Regions from separate parts of the Homo sapiens genome. Here region 2 is linked to region 1. The links are chromatin loops, found by intact Hi-C in ENCODE. Cell type or tissue: endothelial cell of umbilical vein. All regions are shown on one strand. Links, peaks and the distances in the headings refer to the core of each region. The heading gives the core; the rest is flanking DNA. Region 1 has its middle 4.4 kb from the start of CSNK1A1L. Region 2 overlaps LINC02334 (long intergenic non-protein coding RNA 2334).

The links. Peaks named below come from ENCODE experiments on the same cell type or tissue, not always from the same donor. Only the 100,000 strongest peaks of a DNase experiment are listed, where the experiment ranks them.
Region 2: it touches region 1 in a loop (5-fold over the local background); 3 of 110 quality-filtered maps call a loop at or near these places.

What each region holds. Positions count from the first base shown.
Region 1 is chr13:37,105,907-37,114,246 of GRCh38, forward strand. No RefSeq gene overlaps it. Among named protein-coding and RNA genes, the nearest start is that of CSNK1A1L, 4.4 kb to the left of the region's middle. In endothelial cell of umbilical vein, for the core only: a CTCF peak has its summit at 3,364 (motif pointing right); a DNase peak (open chromatin) is centred at 3,375; H3K27me3 peaks cover 175 bases.
Region 2 is chr13:38,041,873-38,050,212 of GRCh38, forward strand. The region is part of intron 3 of LINC02334 (long intergenic non-protein coding RNA 2334); the gene reads left to right. Among named protein-coding and RNA genes, the nearest start is that of LINC00571, 97 kb to the right of the region's middle. In endothelial cell of umbilical vein, for the core only: a CTCF peak has its summit at 4,105 (motif pointing left); no DNase peak of the experiment used is centred there.

The sequences.
Region 1 (8,340 bases), core at 268-8,267:
AAATGGGAGGCTTTTATAACAAAGATTTTCTTGTTTTCGGGCCCAGTCATTGTCCCATCTACTTCCTTAGCCATCATGTCTCCCTGGGTTAATGCGAGTCGGGGTGCCACCTCTTGAGGTTTTTCTGTGTGATCTCAGTGGTTGCTTCTTTAATGAGTTTAGTCAACAAGAGTTACTTACTGCTAGTTAAATTGAAATGTCTTTTTTTTTTTTTTTAAAGCGATCCTTTTGAAATTTTTTCATAGAGTGCTTTGAATTTAAATAGGATTCCACAGAGACGTTCTGGCAAAACTGACTAAATGAAGGATTCAAGTAAAATTTAACCAAAATATGGAGAAGAAACAGAAGCCGGCAGTTCTGAGCATTTTCTCAGAAGAACTGGGGCCAGCACTAGCAGAAAAAGCGGTACCATTTCAATATTTTTATGAAAGTTCACATCACAAATAACAAAACCCGTGCGATTATTTTGTTTTATGAGGAGATGGGATAGGAACTGAGTATAATCCTAACGGGGCAGTAGCAACGAATTTGGGGGCCAATGGCAGAAAGGCAGGAGAGAGAGGTGCAGCTTTGAAAGCAGGTATTCTCACTTTACTGTCTCACATAAGTTAGTGCTGTTAACTTTTCTGACCTGCATCAATCTATGGCGAGAGAAGGAGCTGGTTTGAGACATAGACGGGCATAGAACATTATAAAGTGCTTTAAAACATTTTTAAAGTCCACTTCAGACAAATATGTGAGGTGGGTAGCGCAGTATATTACTTGGCTTTGCAGCAGGAACAACTCGCAAATCTCAGTGGCTTACAATGACAAAGTTTATTTATCATTCAGGTTTTATGTAAGCTGTAGATCAGCTGCATCTCTGCTTCCTGTGTCCTCTTTGTTCTAGAATGCAGGCTGAAAGAGCAGCCTCCTTAGGAGCATGCTGTTCTCATAATAAAAGGAGTGGCAAATGTTACATTCCACTGGGCAAAACACATCACATGGCCAGGTCCAAAGACAGTGGGGTGAAAATACATACTCCTACCTCAGGTGGATAGTAATACAGTATACTGCTGGCATATTTTATTATTATGATTGTACTTCTCATTTTATACAAGTGGAAATCAAGGCATAGAGAGGTTAGATGAATTGCCCAAGACCACACTACAGACAAGTGTCAGAGGCCAATTTGAAACTGAATTCTGACCCAAGGTAGTTACTTTTTATACCGTACCAACTAGAATGGCATTTCTTTCATTTACTCATCCAACTTTGTTGAAATTTGCCTGGAGAACAATTTCCTTTCTAATAACCAAGAATAAAATTTATGTTGTTAACCCACTGCCCATTATGCTTCCTTCCCGTTCAGTCTTCCAGTCAATGGCTTCAACACGAACCTTGAAATTCAAATAATCTCTATGTGAGAGAAGTCACTATTCAAAAAAGTTACAGATAACCCATACATGGACAAAAGCTTGAATCAAAAAATCCCCTTTCAATTCTGGAACTAGAATAGTTTAATTATAGTTTATTTATTGTTTACTAAGTCCCATACTTTTTTGTACCAGTTAAATAAAGGCACTGTCTATAAAGAAGGTCAAGTGTAACTTATAATGGTGGTTGGGTGAACCTTCACTTACAGGGAAGTTGTGAGCATCTCCAGAATGGGGAGGATCAGTAACTGAAGTGATGATATGACCCTGAATAGCTTCCAATCCAGTCTCCCATGAATTCTCTTACCACAAGCCGGTGGGACTGCGGATTTTTCCCCGAACACATACTCCCTGCATTTTTTCATCTTTGGGTCTTGGCTTATGGTGTTGTTTCCTCAGCCTGAAATGCTTCCAGCCTGCTTTATCTTTCCCATCGCCCAGGTCTAATCCTAATAATCTCAGGGCTCTTCCTTAAATGCTGTTTGCTCCATGAAACCTTTTCCAATCTCCTCAACCAAATATAAATACTCTTTTTAAACCCAAACAACACTTTGCTTAAACTCTTGCATCCCCTCCTACCCTTTTGTCCAAAATTTTTCCATAAAAGATGTGCAACAAATAGTTTTTAAAATGGAAGTAAATTGAACTACTGTATTTCATAAAGTTTTGTGGACAGTGTGTGGGGTTGATGCATTCTTTATTTATTCATTCATTCAACAAATAGTTATTGAATGCCTCCTATTTGCAGGCATGAGTGACTCACCAAAGGTGGCATAGGTAGGTAATGATGGATTCAGAATGGAAATCCAGGATAGCCTGCCTCCAAAGCCAGTACTTTTAACCCCTACATAGACATCAACAGCCAGAGGCTCCTGAACGCTGGGTGGCTTCACTGTTGGGAATATATTAGTTCTGTTTCTTTTCTTTAATTGTATAAAGTATTTTACCAATGCATTTTAAAGCTATGATTTAGCCTTGATTTCAAAATTGCCTCTAAAATAATTTCTATTAATATAAGATGACCCCAGTAAAAGTAAAATAACGTATTCTGGGCAGGATTGTACTGGGTAGTATTGTACTGTTTAACAGCCAATTCGGGTTTTGTCAGTCCTGAACTTTATACAATTTTTTTTGTGGCCCTCTTTAAGAAAACAACAACAACAACAACAACAAGAACAACAACAAACAGGCATGAAATATTTAACTTAGGAAAAGAAATCATTGCAATTTACCTGAGTGTTAGAGGGTCAAGTCTTTTTTTTTATCCCCTAAGCTATCTTGATGCAATTGACCAGAAATTCTTACATAGAAATGCTTCCACATTGCAATCTGACTTCTCCTCCCCACCTGAAATACTTCACAACTCCTGTCCACTCCTAACACTTAGAAGGGACCTTGCAAAGGAGGCTTTATTCACTTCCCTGTAAGTCCGTGTCTGCTTTTGGCAATTAAGAAATGATACTCAAATGGCATTGGTTTTAGTCTCATATGAATTTTGGGGTTAATTTTCTGGGCTTCTTGGTATCTTTTCCCAGGAAATGGAGACACTTTAGTAGAATGGTCATTTGAGACACAAAAATTTCTTAGTTAAAAAAAAAAATTTTTGGCTATCAAATTGGGTCGGCAGTTGTCATTACAGAAACCATTTGGCATGAATATAATCTCCTTTTGGAACTATTTAAATAGAATACAAAATAAATCAAAATATGTTCTTAAATAAATAATGCTGTCACTAAGGGATTTACTGACATTTATGTGGCTCAAACACTATGTTCAGAATAACATTACCCAGAATCAATCACTTCAATTTTAAAAGATCCTGGAGATGACTAACTTTATAGAAGGATTTAAGTCATTTTTTCCTCAAAGCTTTTTGGAAGTATTGGCACTGCAAAGACAGTGAGACACTATTGGAAATGAGGTTATTTGGTGTAGTATCAAAAATCACAGCAGAGGGCGTCATTGTAATGTGCTGGATTTTTCTTTCTTCATGAAAGAATATTTTCTCCATGGCTCTGCATCTTTCTGTTCACTCATTTTGAAACTTGCAATATGTTTATCTGAAAAAAAGAAAACACTTAAATACCAATTTTACTATATTGAGAATGTAGGGTTCAATTTCAGCCTTAAAAATCATTACTTATTTTGTTTGGTTCCCATGAAGTTATTGCAATTCTGGCACCTTTCTGGACTTCCTTCCAGAGCAGTGAGGAGTTGTGTAACCTCTTTTACTTTTTCTTGCAGGTTGTCACCTTATTAAGACCATTCAAATTGTTGGCAGATCATTATGTGAACACATTCATTAATTATGTTACTTTATTCAAAGATCAGAAAAATTACATGAAAACAGTTCATGACATCACACTTATTGCATCTTCCAGTTCCTTTCAGTGAATTTTGCTTAAGTTCTAACAGCTATCTACTCTAATACAAAGAAAAAGCTGTAAGTTGTAATTATGTCAGATGTTCAAAATGAATGAGACTAAGTATAAATGATTCATTAATTTAGGTTGTTTTAATTATTTTATGGATTCATCTTGTGATTAGTTTGACTGTGATTAGGGTGAACAATGGATTGGAAAATAAAAGGATTGGCTGAACTACAGTTTAGTGCATCCTGAATGTGCATACACAGGCTTGCACTTAATCCCAGTGAAGTTCCTTTTTGACAATTTTGTCTAAGAGAGAGCATCTCCAGCAGAGTACAAATATTTTTTATAACTCTGGGTTCTGCAGTCAAATATATTTATTTTTCAAGTCTCAACCTGGTTCCTTATAATTATGTTCACAGAGATATTTAATTTTATCCAATCATCATACACTCTAACAGTACATGTCTAGCATCCTGTTTTTTTAAAAACAGTAGTCCTAATGATCTGTCAGAAAAGACATATTTTTGAGATAAAGGAGTTTCTAAATAATGAATTATTGTTTAGTACCAGCTTTTGGAATCCTTACATTTTAAGGAACTTGAATAATTTAAATATTAGATAATGTAACTCCTCATAAAAACAGTGTCTAGACAAGGGCCAATATTGCATTGAGATTGGATGAACATTTTATTTTGCATATAATTGTTGTCTATAAAACAAAATACTAATAATAATGGCTACCAGTTAGACAATTTAGAACATGTCTTACTATTTACCTTTGTGGTAAAACATTGCATGTTTTAATTTTTTTCTAATAAAATATTATACAATAACAAAACTGGACAATATTGTGAAAAACAACCATTTCAGGGCTCTTGAAATTCACCAAAGGCATACAACAAATTGAGAAGCAATTATTCACAAAAAAATGCTGAATGTAAGTTAGTAGGAGCAGTGGGAGTCTATGGTATTCTTATCTGGGGCTTCTCCTATCCATGTCTTCTGTACCCCATTCCCAAGGTGGATCTGTTGAGAAGTTTATGAGAGCACTGCTGAATATGAAAACCAGCAGCTTCCCTGCCAAAGGGGGATCATTCGGTTTGGCGCACAGTGTGGAAAAACTTCACACCCAGTGGTGTTGTCAGTAGAAATAGTGATCTTTGTGGCAAATGAAAGGAAAAGACTAGCTGTTCAGGTAGTCTGAAGTTACAGTCTTGGTTGCGGCAAACAATGGACTCGTAGACAAGCCTGGAAGTTAACAGGGAGATCTGAGAAATGATAGCCTTGGAGGGCCTTGCTAAGTTCTCCATGTATCTATGCAGGGGAGACTATGAGAGAATCCAAATAAGCCACATATCTTTGGCTAAGTGTGAGACAGGCCACAGAGGAGGTGCCACCAGAAGGCCTGGTGAGAAGTAATAGCCAAAGTCAACTTGACAACTGATTGAGTGAGTCAATGGCAAAACTTTCTTTGGATTATTTAACTGGTATTAAAAGACTATGCAAGGATTTTACAGTTTCTTTTATTTTTGTAAATTCTTCATAAATTTTAAATTCTAATTTATTGGAATATATTCTAATTTATTGGAATATATTCTAATATGAAGGAATACATATATTCCTTCATAATAATTAGGAATAATTTAGGAATACACTAGAATGGGGAAATGTTTTTTAATTTCTGAATTGTGACTCTCTGAGCTCATTCCCCATCTATAGATTAGAGCTCTTTATTGGCTTTACTACTTTTTTTAATTTTAGAGGAATAATATCTATGAGAACCTTGCAATATTAATAGTAGCTTACATTTATTGAACACCTATTATAAGGCAGACATTGTGCTGTGACTTTACACACATTTTATGTCATTTAATTCTCATACTGGCTTTATGGTGATGTTATTCCCTTTCTGGGTGCGGAAATTGGAGCTTAAGCAAAATAACTTTTCCAAGGTTATAACAGCTAAGAAGTGAAGTATGTGGAATGCACCTTGGCAGTCTGATTCCTGAACTCAGATCCTTAAATACTATGCTATGTTTTCAGATGATGGTGCTATAGAATACAGAATATTTTTCTATGACTATAATAACATAATCTGATAGCAATTAAATTACCTTATGTAGAGTTATTGGTACATTAAGCAGGTTTTATATTTCAGTTTTTTTAAAAGAAAACCTTCATATCAAAGAGAATTTCAAACAGGTACAGAAGTAGATAATAATGTAATGATCCTTCATGTACCCTTCACACAGCTTTGAATACTTTTTATAAGTGCTAAAATTACTGCTATCTATGCTAAACTTTGCTGCAAAAAGGAAATATTATAGACCAATTTTTTGTACAGTGAGCATCAGTAACTGTTAATTTTGCAACTAAAATGTTCAATAATGGATTTTACTAACTCATTACTTTGTGAGTATTTCCTTTTAAAATAGGCACACTAAGGCCAGACCCTGTGGCTCATGCCTGTAATCCTAACACTTTGAGAGGCTGAGGCAGGAGGATCACTTGAGCTTGAGTTTGAGACTGCAGTAAGCTATGATGGCACCAGTGCACTCCAGTCTGGGCAATAGAGTGAGACCCTATCTCTACAAAAATAAATTAATTAAAAAATAAGTAAATTGAATAAAATAGATACAATACGTTTTTAAAAGTAGACAACTCTGTGCAAACAACATGAAGAGTACAAGGAGGAGAGGGTTGTAAATATTCTGTGGCTATTTGGCATAATGGAGCAAATGACTGGAACGTAGCAGGGTAGAGCTGTGGAATTTGGTTTACTCATCCTCTGTTTCTTTAAGATGCTGCCTATGGACCTCTACGGGTCTCCCAGCCTCTGTCATGTGACCCCGGGCTAGTCATCTTCTTTTAAAGACTTTTTTTTTTTTTTCTGAGAAGTTTTAGGTTCACAGCAAAATTAAGCAGACAATACAGAGTTCCCATATCCTCCCTACCCCCTGCCAGCCATGCATAGCCACCCTCACCATCAACATTTGGCACCAGAGTGGTACGTTTATTACAATTGATGAACCATTCATACCTCATTATCACTCAAAGTCCATGGTTTACATTAGGGTTCACTCTTGGTGTTTGTCATACATTCTGTGAGTTTGGACAAATGTACAGTGATGTGTACTTACCATTAAAATACCATAAACAGTAGTTTCACTGCCTTAATAATCTGGCTTGGTCTTTTATTCATTACATTTTCTCTTTTATAAGCATCAGTATTGTTCTTTCCTGGATTTCTAATAATCATGTCATGGTTTTCAGTGACTTGTGGAGAAACTGAGAACCAGTTCTCCGAATCTTGTCCACAATTACTTGGCATAGTAGTATTCAACAGAGCTATGGTAGTTTGCAGGACTGGAAGGAAATAGTAATATGATCATATTTTGTTCTTTTAGGCCACCTACAGAAATATTTTGTGTTATAGAGAGGATTTAACTTCTTTATTTGAAACCTTAGATCCCTTGAATGGGATATGATGTTTTATGCCATATGTTTCTGTAATAGTCTTTAAATTCTTGTTGTCAAATGTATTTCCAATAACTCTGGCTCCTGAGAGAAACTACTCTATTTTTCTGCTTTTCTTTGGCCTCTAGAATGCTAGAAACTGCATTTTGGTTATTCCTGTAATTTGTGGCCCTTTAAAATACTAATTGTCTTTTGCTTTTCAAGAAAACTCAAAATCATGTAAATGAGAGCTATTTCCTTTGACTCCTTAAATCTGGAGTGGGCAAGCCCACTGGTCAGAGTAGGATTCCTGACAATATCCCCTGTCTACACTATAGCCCAGGTTGCCATATACACAGTGGAGTTGTAAAGATCCTGTTTTCTGTTCAGCTAGAGTTCTTGCTGCTGAACTAGGTGGATTTTACTCAGTTTTAACATAATCTGCAGATTGCATAGCACAATCTACAATTTTGTGCTACATTTTGTGGAAAATTTAGATGACTAAATGTTTTTCATTTTGAAGGACTTAGAAAAGGCAGTGTGGAGCTGTTAAGAGCTCAGATGCTAGAGAAAGCCAAACACTAGCTCTGCCACTTACAAGCCAAGCGGTCCTAGGAAAAGTGCGCTTCACTTTTTTTATTTGCATAAAGGACATATTACTAGCAATCTCAAAACTGTAGCTAGGATTCATTGAAATAATGCACACAAAGCCCTTGACTTGGTCTGGTGCACACTAAACCCTCATTGTTACCTGAAAGAAGAAAAGTGGTAACAAAGTACACTTGGATTTCATAACTACAAAGTCTCTTCCCTTCTAGGATCCTCCAAGGGGGTTCCATAAAATCAAGTATGAAATAGTCTTTAATGGAAGGGCTAATATGGTCTGGTTAGAGTCCATGAAGACTTCTGGATTCTTGTTGCTCTTGTAAGGTTAATTTGGATTATACTATTGTGTTGAAGGACATAATTGGGAGCCAGGGGAAGATGCTTTTGTCTCTCTTCAGAGTATAGTTCTGTCTTCCACCCATTCTGAGAATCTAATGTAACTCTGAAGATGATAGCAGGGCACTTGTCTGGTTTTTGTTTAAGTTTTTCTA
Region 2 (8,340 bases), core at 249-8,248, 940 kb after region 1:
TAAAAAGAGTGCTATAATGAAAATTTAAAAACATACATAGTATTTTATTCATTACTAACTAACTAGATATGATATTATACACAAGCAAACTAGCTCCTTTGAGTTTCCTTTTCTCCCTTCAAAATAGAAACACATTTTATATTTCTTCATCAGAGTGTTGTAAGGTAATGTCTGATAGTACTGAGTCATGAGAGTAAAAATTCTGGGTCGATGGATGCATGCCTTAGAGGAGAAAAAGACAGCAATTCATGTTCTCAGTAGCCTAATACAAAGATGGTTACTTTTTAAAAATCTATTTTACTTTAAAGTCTTTCTCTGATACAGTATTAGTGAGAGGCATGTATAGTTTAATAAGTATAATCTACTAGATATTATTTAATTTTATTAAAGATTTATATGACCTTAGAGCCATAGTTCTGAATTTTAATCTCTCATATAATTCTCAAGATATAAAAACTGGAGATTGGATTGAATATATTAAAAGCCCAAGTCATATGCCAAAGAATGTTTTATTAGCATTACATATTGTGTGCTTTTTTATTTTTTGTATTTATCCATTTCCCTTGATCACCATTTTTTTCTAGGAATATATATATATATATATATATACACACACACACACACACACATATATATATATACACACACATATATATACACATATATATATACACATATATATATACACATACACACACATATCATTATACTTTAAGTTCTGGGATACATGTGCAGAACATGCAGGTTTGTTACATACATATACACGTGCCATGATGGTTTGCTGCACCCATCAACCCATCATCTACATTAGGTATTTCTCCTAATGCTCTCCCTCCCCTAGTCCCTGACCCCCTGACAGGCTCTGGTGTGTGATGTTCCCCACCCTGTGTCCATGTGTTCTCATTGTTCAACTCCCACTTATGAGTGAGAACATGCAAACACCATATTTTTTCAAACCATATTAGATTAAGATTTTAAATAGTGTCAGTTAAAGTAAATGGCTTGGATATAAGATTTTCCTTAATGATATAACAGCTAAAATATGTACAATGACTGCAGGCATTGGAAGGCAACCAATGTGGATTACGGTCTTTGAAAGCAGGAAACACAGAAAGTTAAGATCACACATAGCTTTCCCCCAAGAGCATTTACCAATTACTAAGCTGCTACATAGAACCCAAGATGAATGTCAATTTCACTAGGCAGGGGAGACAGAGATTAGAGCTTAACGGGGTTGACATGGTTGAATCAAGAGGCAGGATTCCACAAAGAAGGAGCCATAAAGTGTCCCCAAAATTTTTCTTGGGTTTTTGGCCAACTGCTGAGATTTGTATACATAAGAAGAGATTCTAGAAGGCCAAGCATAGAATAGCAGCTAGAAGCTGGAGATCATGGAAGAAATCACAGAGGCTACACAGTATTAGGAAGATAGATAGAAGATGACACTGGTTCCAGCTGTAGTGGAGACAATTTGATGAATAGTGAGATTTAGCTAGAGATTCCAGTAGAAACACATTGTAAGGGTAAGACCTAGTTCCTAGGAGTAAGGGTCAGACCTAGTTCCTAGGAGTAAGGGTCATGTCTCTTCTAGGTGTAAGAGGAAAGCTGAAATAATGTACCTTTAAAAAGCCTGAAACTAACCCTTGAAAAAATTAAGATGCACCTGGCTGGATGCAATGGCTCACACCTGCAATCCCAGCACTTTGGGAGGCTGAGGTGGGCAGATCATTTCAGTCCAGGAGTTCGAGACCAGGGTGGGCAACATGGCAAAACATCATCTCTGCAAAAAATACAGTAATTAGTGGGGTGGTGTGTGAGCCTGTAGCCTCAGCTACTCAGGAGGCTGAGAGGCAGGAGGACCATTGAGCCTGGGAGGTCAAGACTGCAGTGAGCAGTGATCACACCACTGCACTCCAGCCTGGGTGACAGAACAAGACCTTGTCTAAAAAAATAAATACATAAATAAATAAAAGATGTGCCTGAATTTAAGGACTTGCCAGAGAATAATTAACAATCTTTGAGGGAAGATAGTACAATTCAGATAATCTTTAATGTATCTTCCACATCTTCCACCGTAGGCATATAAAAAAATAAATAAAGATGAGCTCCTTTCAAGGTGACTGACTAGAAGCAGCTGGTGTGTGCTGCTCTCACAAAGAGAAGAAAGAGTGGTGAGTGGACCATCCAGGTGGACACATTGGGATTCATCAAGGAAACAATACACAGAAAACAGAAGAATGAGACAGGACAATCATTCACCCAGAAGTGGCATAGAGCCGGGAGATGGCCCTCACCATGGTTAGTAAGTGAGAGTCCCCAGGGAGTCACATTTCTGCCACAGACCTTTGCAACCCTGGGCCCAGGCGATCCCCCATGACACCCGTGCCCCACCAGGGCCTCTGGACTGACATAGACAGCTACATGGAGTGTGGGCAGAACTGCCACTCAGGCACTCATGAAATCCTTGGAGCTTTTCATCCCCAGGCACCCTGGTACCAATGGCTGCAGCTGCGGCAATGGGGGAGGACAGGCTCTCTTGCATGTCCTCAGAATAGGAACACAATCCATGGGGCTAAGCAGTGGGTGGACTGTGGGGCTCTTCTACACAGCCCGTTGCCAGACTGGCCTGGGATCCTAGCATGGTCACAAAAGTCCCACCTGGGCTCTTGAGGAACAGATCTGTACTTCCCTGGCATGGAACTCCTGGAGGGGATGGGCAGGCTGCTGTTTTTGCTGCTCCACAGCCCTCACTCCTGTTGCCCTCAGTCTTGGGAGTGAGCACAGTGATTGGGGACTAACATAGACCCCCAGCACAGTGTACAGACTTGCAGAAAAGCAGCCAGACTCTTTTCCACATGGGTCCTCACCCCTGCTACTCTTCACTGGGCAGCACCTCTTGACCTTGGCCCCCAGCACAACCAACCCGCCCCCACATGAACGCTTTGTCAGTGATGGCTCTGTGTTTCTCTGAGGAGAAAAATCCAAAAGACAATCCATAAGCCTTCTGCTATTGCAGCTGCAGTGGTATGGCCCTTACTACCTTCAGGCTGGGGAAAGAACGAAGGACTTGGTCCTTACACTGGCCCCTCCAGCACACCATCGCCACCATATGGAGAAGAGCCCAGTCTCTCTTCCCCGTAAGCCCCCACTCACCACTGTTCACCAGGCAAGGCCCCTAGTTGGGGACAGCAGAGCAGCTGTCCTACCCCCGGATGAGAATTCCCACTGCTATTGGCTCTATATTTTCCTGAGGTGGGCCTCCCAGAAGCAATTGACATCCCCTCTGTCACTGTCATGGCAGCAGTTCTGCCCTTACTGCACTCAGACTGGGGAAAGAACAAACAGCCTGAGGTCTTCACTCACACTCCTAGCACAACACAGTCATGATATGGAGAGGAGCCCAGTTGTTCCTCCTGGTGAGCCCTTGACCTCCTACTTTTCATCAAGTGAAGCCTCCAGCTTGGGCTAGCAGCGTAGCCACCCCACCCACTGGCTGAACATTCTCAGTAGCAATGGCTTGCGTTTCTCTGAAGTAGGGCTCCCAGGGACAACGGAAAGCACCTCTCCCACTGCCACTGCAGCGGTACTGCCTTGCTGCCCTTGGACTGGGGAAGGGGCAGAGACCTTGAGTGCTTAACCCACATGTCCAGGAAGTGACAGCTGCCCTAAGGAGAGGAGGCCAGTCTGTCTCCTCTGTGAGACCCCTGCCACCCTTGCGCATCACCAGGCAGGGCCTCCAGGCATGGGTTCACAATGTAGCTGCCCCAATCCCAAGCCCATCTCTCCAATTAGTAGTGGCTCTGCATTTCTCTAGGGTGGAGCCCCAAGAGACAAGTGAAAGGCCCTCTGCCACAGCAACTGCCAAGGTCCCTTCCCCTGTTGCCTTCAAGCTGGGGAGGGAAAATAAAGCCTTAGCTCGCCCCTAGCAGCAGTGTGCAGCCCAGGAGTGCCAAGGCCAGACCTTAAGCCAGCACTGGAGTGGGAAAGGGAGCCCACACTTTCAGAGCACTGAGAGGGAGCATGGCTGCAATCATGAAGAAATACAGAGGAGCCACGTGGTGGAGCAAGAGCCCACCTACTGGCCATTACACTTCAGTGCCATCTACTGGATCATAGCCCAAACTCCAACTCCAAAAATGCTTGCTAATATACCCCCCTCTGTGAAAACAACGACAAGATTTCAACAACAAAGACCCTGCACAAAACCTCGGCCCTCAAAAAACATTCAAAAAAGGAGTCTGCACTCAATTACACCACAGTTAAAGGAGCATCAGCCCACACAGATGAGAAAAAACTGGTGCAAGAGCTCTAACAACTAAACTACAGTGTTTTCTTTCCTCCAAATAACTGTACTAGTTCCCAAGGAAGGGTTCTTAACCAGGCAGAAAGGGTGGAAATGACAGAGAGAGAATTCAAAATATGGATAGGAATAAAGGTCATCAAGATTCAGGAGAAAGTCAAAACCCAATCCAAGGAATCTAACAATTACAATAAAACAATACAGGAGTTGAAAGACAAAATGGCCATTATAAGAAAGAACCAAACTGATCTGATAGAGCTAAAAAACACACTAAAGAATTCCTTAATGTAATTGCAAGTATTAACAGCAGAATAGACCAAGCTGAAGAAAGAATCTCAGAGCTCACAGGCAACATCTCTGAACTCAGTCAGACAAAAATAAGAATAAAGAAGAATGAACAAAACCTCCGAGAAATATGGGATTATGTAGAGACCAAATCTATGACTCACTGGCATCCTTGAAAGAGAGGAGGAGAAAGCAAGCAACTTGGAAAACATATTTCAGGATATCATCTATGAAGACTTCCCCAACATCGCTATGGAGAACAACATTCAAAATCAGGAAATGCAGAAAATCCCTGTGAGATTCTATATAAGAAGACCATCCACGAGCCACATGGTCGTCAGATTCTTCAAGGCCAAAACAAAAGAAAAAATGTTAAAGGAAGCTAGAGAGAAGAGGCAGATCACCTACAAAGGAAACCTCATTAGGCTAACAGCAGATCATTCAGCAGAAATCCCACAAGCCAGAAGAGATTAGGAGTGTGTATTCAGCATTATTAAGGAAAAGAAATTTCAACCAAGAATCTCATATCTAGCCAAACTTAGTTTCATTAGCGAAGGAGAAATAAGATCCTATTCAGACAAGCAAATGCTAAGGGAATTCAGTACCACCAGACATGCTCTATAAGAGATCCTGAAGCAAGTGCCAAATATAGAACAGAAAGACTGTTACTGACCACTGCAAAAGCACACTAAAAACGTAGACCATTGACACTGTAAAGCAACCACACAAATAAAGCTGCATAATAACCAGCTAACAGCACAATGACAGGATCAAATCAGCAAATACCAATATTAACCTTGAAAGTGAAGGGGCTAAGTGCCCCAATGAAAAGTCACAGAGTGGCAAGTTGGATAAAGAGCAAGACCCTGGCCAGGCAGGTGACTCATGCCTGTAATCTCAGCACTTTGGGAAGCTGACACAGGTGAATCAAGAATTCAAGACCAGTCTGGCCAACATGGTGAAACCCCATCTCTATTAAAATACAAAAATTAGCCCTGGACATGGTGGTGCTCATCTATAGTCCCAGGTACTAGGGAGGCTGAGGCGGGCGGATCAGTTGAACCCAGGAGGCAGAGGTTGCAGTGAGCTGAGATCATGCCACTGCGCTTCAGCCTAAAAAAAAAAAAAAAAAAAAAAAAAAAAAGCATGATCCAACTGTATGCTGTCTTCAACAGACATATCTCACATGGATCCATAGGCTTAAAGTAAAGGGATGAAGAAAAATCTACCAAGCCAATGGAAAACAGAAAATAGCTGGGGTTGACAGTCGAATTTCAGTCAAAACAGACTTTAAACCAACAATGATCAAGAAAGACAAAGGAAGACATTACAGAATAGTAAAGGGTTCAATACAACAGAAAGATGTTACTATTGTAAATATATATGCATCCAACACAGGAGAATCCAGATTCATAAAGCAAGTTCTTAGAGACCTATGAAGAGATGTAGATAACTGGACAATAATAGTAGTAGACTTCAACACCCCACAGACAGTATATTACACAGATCACTGAGGCAGAAAACTCACAAAAATATCCAGGATTCAAACTCAACATTGACCAAATGGACTCAATACACATCTGTAGAACTCTCCACCAAACAACACCAGAATATATATTCTACTCATCTGCACAGAGCACACACTGCAAAAGAGAAAACACAATTAGCCATAAAATAATCCTCAGGAAATCAAAAACAAACAAACAAAAACAAAATCATACAAATCACACTCTCAAACCACAGCACAATAAAAATAGAAATTATTACTTAAAAAACCCTCAAAACCATAAAATTACATGGAAATTTTTAAAAGCCCTGCTTTTGAATGACCTTTGTATAAACAATAAAGTCAAAGCAGAAATCAAGAAATTTTTTGAAGTTAAGAAGAATAAAGATACAACATACCAGAATCTCTGAGACACAGTAAAAACAGCATTAAGAGGGGTGTTTATACTGCTAAATGCCACATCAAAAAGTTAGAAAGACCTCCAATTAATAATCTCACAGCACACTTAGAAGAACTAGAGAAATCAGAGCAAGCAACCTCAAAGCTAGCAGAAGACAAGGATTAACAAAAATCAAAGCTGAATGGAAGGATATTGAGAAGCAGAAAACTGTACAAAAGTTCAACAAATATAAGAATTGATCCTTTGAAGGAATAGATTAGATAGATAGACCCCTAGTCAGAATAATAAAGAAAAAAGGGGGAAGATCCAAATAAACAAAATCAGAAATGACAAAGGTGAACACTACCACTAACCCTACAAAAATACAAAAAGCCCCTAGAAACTACTGTGAACACCTAAATGCACACGACATAGAAAACCTAGAAGAAACTGATAAATTCCTGAAAACATACAACCTCCCAATATTGCACCAAGAAGAAATTAAAACCCTGAACAGACCAATAATGAGTTCTGAAATTTAATCAGTAATAAAAAGCCTACCAACCAGAAAAATCCCAGGACCAGATGGATTCACAGATGAATTCTACCAGACATATTAAGAAGACCTGGTATAATCCCTACTGTGAATATTCCAAAACATTTAGGAGGAAGAATTCCTCTCTAATTCATTCTATGAGCCCAGCATCCTTCTGATACCAAAACTTGGCAGACAAACAACAATAAAGAAAACTACAAGCCAATATTCCTGATGAACAAAGATGTAAAAATCCTCAACAAAATATTAGCAAACTGAATTCAGCAGCACATTGAAAAGCTAAATGACCACAATCTCTTAAGCTTTATTCTTGGGAGGCAAGAATTGGTTCCATAGAGGCAAATCAATCAATGTAATTCATTATATAAACAAAACTAGAAACAAAAATCACATGATCATCTCAATAGATGCAGAAAGGGCTTTTGATAAAATTCAATGTCCCTTCATGTTAAAAACTCTCAACAAAGTAAGCATCAAAGGCACATACTCAAATAATAAGAGCCATTTATGAAAAATTCACAGCCAACATCATCCAGAATGGGCAAAAGCTGGAAGCATTCCGCTTGAAAACTAAAACAAGACAAGAATGCCCTCTCTTATTATTTTTATTAAACATACTACTGGAAGTCCTAAGCAGAATAATTGGCCAAAAGAAAAGAAAAAAAAGCATCCAAATGGGATAATAGAAAGTCAAATAATCCCCTTTTGCAGACGATATGATTCTATACCTAGAAAACCAAATAGTCCCTACCCAAAACCTCCTTGATTTGATAAACAATTTCAGCAATGTTTCAGAATTCAAAATTAGTGTTCAAAAAGTAGCATTCCTATATAGCAACAATATCCAAGCTGAGAGCCAAATCAAGAACACAATCGCATTCACAATGGCCATAAAAACAATAAAATACCCAGGAATATAGCTACGCAGGGAGGTGAAACGTGTTTACAATGAGAATTACAAAACACTGCTCAAATAAATCAGAGATGATGCAAACAAATGGAAAATCCCCCCATGCTTATGGATAAGAAGCATCAATATTGTTAAAATGGCCATAATGTCCAGAGCAATTTACAGACTCAATGCTTTTCCTATCAAACTACTAATGACATTTTTCACAGAACTAGAAAAAAAAAACTATTTTAAAATTCATGTAGAACCAAAAAAGATCCCAAATAGCAGGCAATAGTAAGCAAAAAGAAAAATGCTAGAAGCATCCTGTTACCCAACTTTAAACTATACTACAAGGCTACAGTAACCAAACATCATGGGTTTGGTACAAAAATAGAAATGTAAATCAATGGAACAGAATAGA